Regions from separate parts of the Homo sapiens genome. Here region 1 is linked to region 2. The links are chromatin contacts, found by Hi-C or POLR2A ChIA-PET in ENCODE. All regions are on one chromosome and are shown on one strand. Each heading gives the region's core, a stretch centred on a gene start or an enhancer-like site at or near the end of the contact. The rest is flanking DNA. Distances are from core to core; before and after follow the strand shown.

Region 1 (4,863 bases), core at 128-2,627, 160 kb after region 2:
TAAAATGAAGAAAATTTATTACCAGCAGACCCATCTAAAAGAAATGCTAAAGGAAGTAGTTAGGCTTAAGGGAAGTGATACTAGAGAAACTTGAAACTTCAGAAATGGAAGAGAATGGTAACTGGGTAATATAAAAACTGTCTGGTAATATTAATATATTAATATTAAGAACTTAATATTTTAAGTTCTTAAAATATGTATGACTATTGAAAGCAAAAGTTGTAACTTTTGGCTAGGCATAGTGTGGCTGGAAGCGGTGGCTCACGCCTGTAATCCCACACTTTGGGAAGCCGAGGCGCGTGGATCACCTAAGGTCAGGAGTTCAAGACCACTGTGGCCAACATGGTGAAACCCCATCTCTACTAAAAATACAAAAATTAGCCAGGTGTTGTGGCACATACCTGTAATCCCAGCTACTGGGGAGGCCAAGGCAGGAGAATCGTTTGAACCCTGGAAGGGGAGGTTGCAGAGGGCTGAGATCATGCCATGGCACTCCAGCCTGGAGGACAAGAGCTAGACTTCGTATATAAAAAAAAAAATTGTAACTTTGGTAGGGTTTCTCGGTATGTATATGCAAAGCATCTGACAGCTGTGACACAAACGGGAGAAGGCAAAGGGTTGCAGGACTTCCATGTTTTGCTTGTAGTGGTAAAATATTCCATCTAAATAGACTGTAAGAGGTTAGGTATGTATTTCATTATCCTTAGCGCAATCATAAAAAAACTATACAAATAGATATAGCCAAAACACCAACACATAAACTTAAGCGGAATACTAAAAAAAAATTCAAAAATAGTTAAATAAATTTTCTAGAATTGCAAAATATCGTCATTGAAATGGAAATGCAGTGCATGGTTTAATCAGCTGGTTAAAGACAGCTAAAGCAAAAAAATTTATAAACCGAAAGTTAGATATGAGAAAATTGCCGAAAATGCAGCACTGAGATAAAACAATCAATTGTATTGATAAGGAGAGACAAACATCTTTTGAAAGATTTCAGATTATATCTAAAGTGAAATAATTGATGAACAGTGTAATCATTTATCAGTTAATATTCAGTTTCATAAAAGTCAATTGACCATTCACATTAAAAAAATGTTGTAACATATTTGTTGACGCCTGCAGATTTAGACCCTCTGCTCAGGACCAGGTTTTACTTCTGCATCTGTGCATTCATATACCACTAGAAGGTGAAAACATGGTTTGGGGTCTGTTTTGAAGTATGAGGAGAAGTTGGTTAGGGTGCTTGCCAAAGTGCCCTCATCCTTGTGGGCACAAACATCCACTGCTACTGATTTGAAGAAAGTGGTTCTGTAATTTCTACATCCACCTGCTGCAAACTGCAAAATTCCTTGGCAACACTTTCAATTCCCTTAGCAACTCAAGGTGCATGAGTCACTAGGCTGAAAGTGGAGCTCAGCCAAATCTTGGTGGGATCATAGAAACCCGCTCCCTGCTTGCTTTCTCGAGGGAGCTTCCTACTGGGAAGCAGCAGAGGTGCCCCTGGGCCTGACAGTTCCCTGTGGACATGCGGAGGGAGGCTGTTCTTAAAATGTCACTGAAAACAGAATTTGGCAGCAATGGGGACTTAGCGATCAGCTCTACTTCACCTTAGAGAATAAGAATCAAGGTTGTGCAATATTAGTAGATTACATGCTAGTCAAATAATAACAGATCCTGTAGTAATAAATGTAACAACTTTACTATTTATCTGTCTAGGTACTGTCTTCTTTAATCCTTTCAACAGGTCTAAATGGCAGGCATGTTTATTCACATTTCACAGATGAGGAAACTGAGGCTCAAGAAAAGATGAAGTCAAAATTCTATCACAGACTTATCTAGCTCCAAGGCCTCTCTATTACCACTGTGCTGTCTCCTAGGTAATTCGCAGTATTATTGACGACTGTGGATGTGTGAATCGATAATGCTATCTATTCAAAGTGTATATGATATACACATATACACACCTATATAGGCACTTTTAAATTATATCCATAATGAAAGACGGCTTTGTTAGAGTGAGACATAACCCAATATGGAAACTCACCATTTTGTATGTCTTAGATTCACTTTGCTGGACATCTTCTTACTTAAGGGCCCCTTGCCTAGTGAAGGGGAGTCTATGACCAGCTTTAGAAAATAGGGTTAGGTTATCAAATGTCCATCAATGATAGACTGGATTAAGAAAATGTGGCACATATGCACCATGGAATACTATGCAGCCATAAAAAAGGATGAGTTCATGTCCTTTGCAGGGACATGCATGAAGCTGGAAACCATCACTCTAAGCAAACTATCACAAGGACAGGAAACCAAACACAGCATGTTCTCACTCATAGGTCGGAGTTGAACAGTGAGAACACATGGACACATGGTGGGGAACATCACACACCGTGGCCTGTCAGGGGGTGGGGGGCTGGGGGAGGGACAGCATTAGGAGAAATATGTAATGTAAATGACGAGTTGATGGGTGCAGTAAATGAACATGGCACATGTATACCTATGTAACAAACCTGCACGTTGTGCACACATACCCTAGAACTTAAAGTATAATAAAAAAAAAGAAAAAAAAAGAAAAAAAAGAAAATAGGGTTAGGTTATATTCACTACCCTTTCTGGTAGTTATAGTTTTGTTGGTCAAGCTTTTGGTATAGGCACTGGAAATTGTTATTGGTTTATTTGGGAATAAGTGAGTGTTAATTTTACACACACACATGCAAAATACATTATCATTATTTCAGATTTTACATAGCGAAATGAATCACCGGACAGCTGAGGTTATCTATTCACCCTAGAGCCTTCTCAAGAGCATGCCAGCAGATGATCATGAACCTATGAGTCCTCCAGAAAAAAACAGGCCCTGCTGGGGCTCAGCAGCTAGAGGATCAGGTCCTGGAAGGGCCTTATACGCAATCATAGAGCACAAGGATGCCTTCATAGTGTGTTTTAGGAGGTTCTGAGGTTCTGAAAGGCCTTCTTTGTGATACAACACATTTAATTAGACCAACATTTGCCATAACCAGTTTGTGTCCAGTAATGCGTCAGGCTCTGGATGTACAAAGATAAAGAAGTCAAAGTCCATGGCCTCTCAGCTTTCCCCATCCAGTTTGAAAGGAGGACAGGAAAGAAAATAGTGGCGCTGTAACAACAATCAGGGTTGCATGTGAAGCTCTATGAGGACATATATGTGCGTATAATTAATGCTGTAAGATGGGAAGGTAAGAGAAGAAAGTCAGCAGAAGCTGTAAGAAGATATTTAGGTTGGATGTAATGGCCGAGTTAGAATGCAGCAGGGTTATGAGGGCACAGGGCATTGCAGCCAGAGGGAAGTGTGGGAGTAGAGCTTTGAGAGCCGAGCCTGGGAGGCTTTGAAGAGTCACGGGATGGAGACTGGAAAGGTGCAGAGGGCCACATCACAAGGAATGTGGCTTTATCCTGTTGGCTATAGTTAGCCAACATCAACCAAACTGGGACACTTTTGAGAGTAAAAGGAGGTGCTAAAAATAAGTGGAACTTAATCTTTTGAATATTTATTGACCATCAAGTTGACTCTATTAAAAACTTTTTGAAAAAAAAATCTTTTTTTTTTTGGAGATAGAGACTCCTTCTTTCTCCCAGGCTGGAGAGCAATGGCACGGTCTTGGCTTCCTGCAAACTCTGCCTCCCGGGTTCAAGTGATTCTCATGCCTCAGCCTCCCAAGTAGCTGGGATTACAGGTGCGCACCACCATGCCCAGTTAATTTTTGTATTTTTAGTAGAGATGGGGTTTCACCATGTTGGCCGGGCTAGTCTCGAACTCCTGACCTCAAGTGATCTGTCCACCCCAGTTTCCAAAGTGCTGGGATTACGGGCATGAGCCACCACGCCCAGCCTGAAAAAAATTCTTAAAATATAAAAATATTGCCTGGGCACAGTGGCTCATGCCTGTAATCCCAGCACTTTGGGAGGCCGAGGAGGGTGGATCACCTGAGGCCGGGAGTTTGAGACCAGCCTGACCAACACGGTGAAACCCCATCTCTACTAAAAATACAAAAAACTAGTCGGGCATGGTGGCATGCGCCTGTAGTCCCAGCTACTCCGGAGGCTGAGGCAGGAGAACCGCTTGAACCTGGAAATCTATAAGTTGCTTTGGACAGTATGGTCATTTTAATGATACTGCTTCTTCCTATCCATGAGCATGGAATGTTTCTGCATTTGTTTGTGTCATCTCTGATTTCTTTGAGAAGTTTTTTGCGGTTCTCCTTGTAGAGATCCTTCACCTTCCTAGTTAGCTGTATTCCTAGATATTTTATTCTTTTTGAGGCAATTGTATAGGCACATATTTTAATCTATTTCTTATCTAAATCTATCCTTAATATCATGCCATTAGTATCTTTCTGAAGAATATATGTATTTTCAATATAATCTTATTAAAATGTTCTAATAAAATTGAGTAATAGTCAAAGCTATATATATATATATATATATATATATATATATATATATATATGTTTTTTTTTTTTTTTTTTTTTTTTTTTTTGAGAGAGGTAGTCTCACTGTGTTGCCCAGGCTGGAGTGCAGTGGTGCAATCTCGGCTCACTGCAACCTGTGCCTCCTGGGTTCAGCCTTCCATGTAGCTGGGACTACAGGCGCATGCCACCATACCTGGTTAATTTTTTGTATTTTTTTTTTAGTAGAGATGAGGTTTCACCATTAGCCAGGATGGTCTTGATCTCCTGACTTCGTGATCTGCCTGCCTAAGCCTCCCAAAGTACTGGGGTTACAGGCATAAGTCACCACTCCCGGCCTCAAAGCTCTATTTTATGGTAAATAAATTAGAATGTTTGATGACTCCAATGAATTATTCTCTTTTTTTTTTAAATT
Region 2 (4,392 bases), core at 146-2,645:
GGCTTTAACTTTCTCAGTTTTGAAATGCCATATTTGTTTTGCTGTGCGATGAATATAAGTGAATTAACAATGTGCTTACAGATTTCTTAGCTGGTAATGTGATAAAATTTAAAATATTCTTGTTTGGTATCATTTTGAAATTTTCTTGGCACTTATGAAACTAATGAGAAACACCCGCATGCTGTTGGAGAGAGTGAGTGCATTTTCAGGCCCAGCATTTGGGAGCTTCAGTCTTCCGTAATTCAATGCATGACAATAGATTTATTATTGAAGAAATGAAGAAAGAGGTCAGGCAAAAAAACCAGCAATTAATCATTTGAAGACACTGAGTCATCTACTATTTTATGTCAGAAATCTTGTAGCCATGTTTACATAATAATAAAACAGCTATAAGAGGGCAGATGTTTTAGGCCTAGACATTCGCTAGTCAGTAACATGTAAATGTGAGAGTCCTCGTGGTTACGGTTTCACACCTTTCCATGGCGGTTGCCAGTCAGTTTTTCCTTGCTGTTCATAAGCTACCAAGTAATACACATTTGTCTTCACTCTGGTCTGCAGTGAAAATAAAATGAGAAGAGAAAGAAGAAGATATGAAGTGGAACAATGTGGTTGGGAAATTCCCATATCTTTACCCTAAAAAAAAAAAGAAAAAATATTACTCTTTTAAGTAAGGCCCAAGAGAATATTAAATGCATATACTATGATTCAAAGAAAATAGTGTTACCATTTAGTCATCAAAGTGGACCTTTGGTCTTGGCAGCATGTGTGAAACTTAAGGGTGGCAGCATGTGCTCTGTTAGTGAGTACATTTGTAGCAAACCACAGGGGTCTGAGTTCTTATTGCCTAAGTGCCCATTTTCTTGGGTGTTTTGCTTTTGTCTCCAGAATATCCAGAGAATGAGTTTGTTAATAAAAAATAAAACTGGCCGGGCGCAATGGCTCACGCCTGTAATCCCAGCACTTTGGGAGGCCAAGGTGGGCAGATCACCTGAGGTCAGGAGTTTGAGACTAAAAATATAAAATTATCTGGGTGTAGTGGCGGGCACCTGTGGTCCCAGCTACTCGGGAGGCTGAGGCAGGAGAATCGCTTGAACCCGGGAGGCAGAGGTCGCGTTGAGCTGAGATCGCACCATTGCATTCCAACCTGGGCAACAAGAGCAAAACTCCGTTTCAAAAAAAATAATAATAATTTTTTTTTTAAAGAAGGGTAGCCAACAGATGAAGAAAAATAAGTAAATTCCTCCAAGATTCAAGACAAGATTTAAATACTTTCTAGCCATTTATTTTTCTAACCAGATTTAATTTGGAAGTATGAACAAAAAAAGTTATAGCATCACGCTCTGGTCAGCTTGTCTCAGATAATGGCTTGTGTGACCAGTGGAGGTCCTGGGGGAAGGGAAATTCAGAGGGCAATAAGGAACTTCTCTGTTATCTCAGAGTTTCACAATACACACAGGAAACATTTGTAGCTGGTCCTCTGTTAGCCTGAAAGATTAGCTAATCCCTTGTTTCACCATAAAATGCATTTTTAGCAATAGTTCCTGAACTGCAAGCAAAAACTCAGGTGGCCAGCTCATAGTCCTCCTAAATTACAGTTGAAAGATGCTTTGCATTGTAGATATTGGCTTGGGCAATAAGGAAACTGGTATAGTTCCTGGGGATGTGCTGGGCTGACATGAACCTCTCTATGCCCCACCACCAATGGAGCAAGCCGATTTCCATGTCCAGCATGCCGTATACATTCTACAACAGTGTTCTTAGGGTAGTATTGGATTCCTGAAGCCCAGAGATGGATTAACTGTCCAGGTGCCCCAGATGAATTCTAACTCAAATTAACACATCCTGTCTATACAACCTTTCAACTCTATATAGCAAAACTGTGACCTCCTGTTCAAACAGGAAAGATAAGCAGCCACATTTTATCATGGTGGTTCCTGAATATGTTTGCTACTAGCCTGATTTACTCACTTATAGTTTGCCCACTAGATCTTTTTCTCTAGACATAGTCATTTCTCTTTTTTCTTTCTTCTCTTTCTTTCTCTTTCTTTCTTTCTTTCTTTCTTTCTTTCTTTTTCTTTCTCTTTCTTTCTTTCTTTTCTTTCCTTTCTTCCTCTCTCCCTTCCTTCCTTCCTTCCTTCCTTCCTTCCTTCCTTCCTTCCTTCCTTCCTTCCTCCCTTCCTTTCCTTCCTTCCTTCTCTCTCTCTCTCTTTCTTTCTTTGTTACGGAGTTTTCCTCTTGTTGCCCAGGCTGGAGTGCAATGGAGTGATCTCGACTCACTGCAACCTCCACTTTCTGGGTTCAAGCGATTCTCCTGCCTCAGCCTCCCAAGTAGCTAGGATTACAGACATGCGCCACCATGCCTGACTAATTTTGTATTTTTAGTAGAGACGGGGTTTCTCCATGTTGGTCAGGCTGGTCCTGAACTCCCGACCTCAGGTGATCCACCTGCCTCGGCCTCCCAAAGTGCTGGGATTACAGGCGTGAGCCACTGCTCCTGGCTCATAGTCTTATTTTATTTTATTTTATTTTATTTTATTTTATTTTATTTTATTTTATTTTATTTTATTTTTTTGGGACAGAGTCTCGCTCTGTTGCCCAGGCTGGAGTGCAGTGGTGCGATCTCAGTTCACGGCAACCTCTGCCTCCTGTGTTCAAGCGATTCTCCTGCCTCAGCCTCCTGAACAGCTGGGACTACAGGCACATGCCACCATGCCCAGCTAATTTTTTGTATTTTTAGTAGAGACAGGGTTTCACTGTGTTAGCCAGGATGGTGTCGATCTCCTGATCTCGTGATCTGCCCTCCTCAGCCTCTCAAAGTGCTGGGATTACAGGCGTGAGCCCCTGCGCCCGGCCTATTTATTTCTAAAAGACCTGGGGGAACTTTTAAAAACTATATTTTAATTTGTATAAAGAATGTATCACAGATTTATTGTGCTGGAAGAGATTTATTGTGCTGGAAGAGGTTTTAGAGATTATCTAGCCCAATGGCCCAATGTCTTTATTTTAGGTATAAGGACATGAGAGGCCCAGAGAGGTTAAGTACCTTGCTCAAGGTCACTCAGCTAGTTAGCTGTAGTAGATCTACCATATGAGCACATGGTTAATTCCTAAAGTATTCCCACAGGTCCTCTGTATTCACAGCTCCTCATTAAGCAAAGACCTTAACTCAGAGAGCTGTTTTGTGACACATGTTACACCCAGCACTTTTCACCTTTAAGATACTGGGACAGGACCACCAAGAATACCAATGGGCTGAGATCAGCTTGGAGGGTCAGCTGCTCACAGGGTTTCCTGTGCACTAAGGCGGCATGACAGCTGGGGAGTATCTATCCTGTTTGTCTTTCTGAATAACCCTCATAACTGAGATGGCATTTGGCATAGATTCCAAATTACAAATACGATCAAATTCATGTGTGCTACCCCACAGTGCATGATGAGATTATTTATTTATTTTGTGTTAATTAATTAACTAATTTTTATTTTTTGCTTTCATTATTATTTTTAACTGACACATATTTATGGGGTACCGTGTGATATTTGGATACATGGATACAATGTATAATAATCAAATCAGGGTAATTAGCATAACCATTACCTCAAACATTTATCATTTCTTTGTGTTGGGAACATTAAAAATCTGATCTTCTAGCTATTTGAAAATATGCAATTTTTTTTTTTTTTTTTTTTTGAGAAGGAGTCTCACTCTGTTGCCCAGGCTGAAGTGCAATGGCACAATTTCGGCTCACTACAACCTCCGCTTCCCAGGTTCAAGCGATTTTCCTGCCTCAGCCTCCTAAGTAGCTGAAACTACAGGCACGTGCCATCATGCCCGGCTAATTTTTATATTTTTAGTAGAGACGGGGTTTTGCCATGCTGGACAGGCTGGTCTCAAACTCCTGACCTCGTGATCCACCCGCCTTGGCCTCCCGAAGTGTTGGGATTACAGGCATGAGCCACTATGCCTGGCCTGAAAATATGCCATGAGTTGTTGTTAGCTATAGTCACTCTCTAGTGCTGTATGAACACTAGAACTTATTCCTCCTATCTAACTATACTTTTGCATTCCTTAACCAACCTTCGGCTACCCCTCCCCCACCCTGTCCCACCTCTAGTAACCACTGTGAGATTATTTATTTTTATCCATCTTGTACCTCAATGGTTTTTGAGGTTCTCTCTTTCTATACAAAATACAAAAATATAAAATAACATTAGAAACAATTAGGGTGAGGGCAAAATTGTTTTGTTTTTGATAGAAAAATAATACAGATAGGTAAAACTGATACACAGAAATAAATATTATAAAGCTTTTGTTCTGTGTTTGGAGAAGAATGTAAAATTTGGCTCAGAGTTTCTTAGTGGCCTCAGCAAAGGGAAAAATGTGATCTATTATAA

The links. Hi-C counts contacts between places; a loop is a spot of excess contacts on that map. ChIA-PET counts read pairs that join two places held with the same protein, here RNA polymerase II (POLR2A). Pooled maps may share reads with other maps.
Region 1: a loop to region 2 is called in a pooled map, with 2.1 times the contacts of the local background. The contact joins two enhancer-like sites. A Hi-C loop is called at or near these places in 1 of 50 pooled maps. POLR2A ChIA-PET finds 5 or more read pairs at or near these places in 5 of 52 experiments (BJ, SK-N-SH, activated CD8-positive, alpha-beta memory T cell and 2 more).

What each region holds. Positions count from the first base shown.
Region 1 is chr3:177,497,019-177,501,881 of GRCh38, forward strand. The region is part of intron 1 of LINC00578 (long intergenic non-protein coding RNA 578); the gene reads left to right. Among named protein-coding and RNA genes, the nearest start is that of LINC00578, 58 kb to the left of the region's middle. Within about 2 kb of position 1,378, at least 5 of the 41 ENCODE cell types and tissues checked have a DNase peak (open chromatin) inside an H3K27ac peak, as active enhancers do.
Region 2 is chr3:177,337,381-177,341,772 of GRCh38, forward strand. No RefSeq gene overlaps it. Among named protein-coding and RNA genes, the nearest start is that of LINC00501, 45 kb to the left of the region's middle. RefSeq lists a silencer at 1-15 and enhancers at 1,301-1,595, 1,453-1,552. Within about 2 kb of position 1,396, at least 10 of the 41 ENCODE cell types and tissues checked have a DNase peak (open chromatin) inside an H3K27ac peak, as active enhancers do.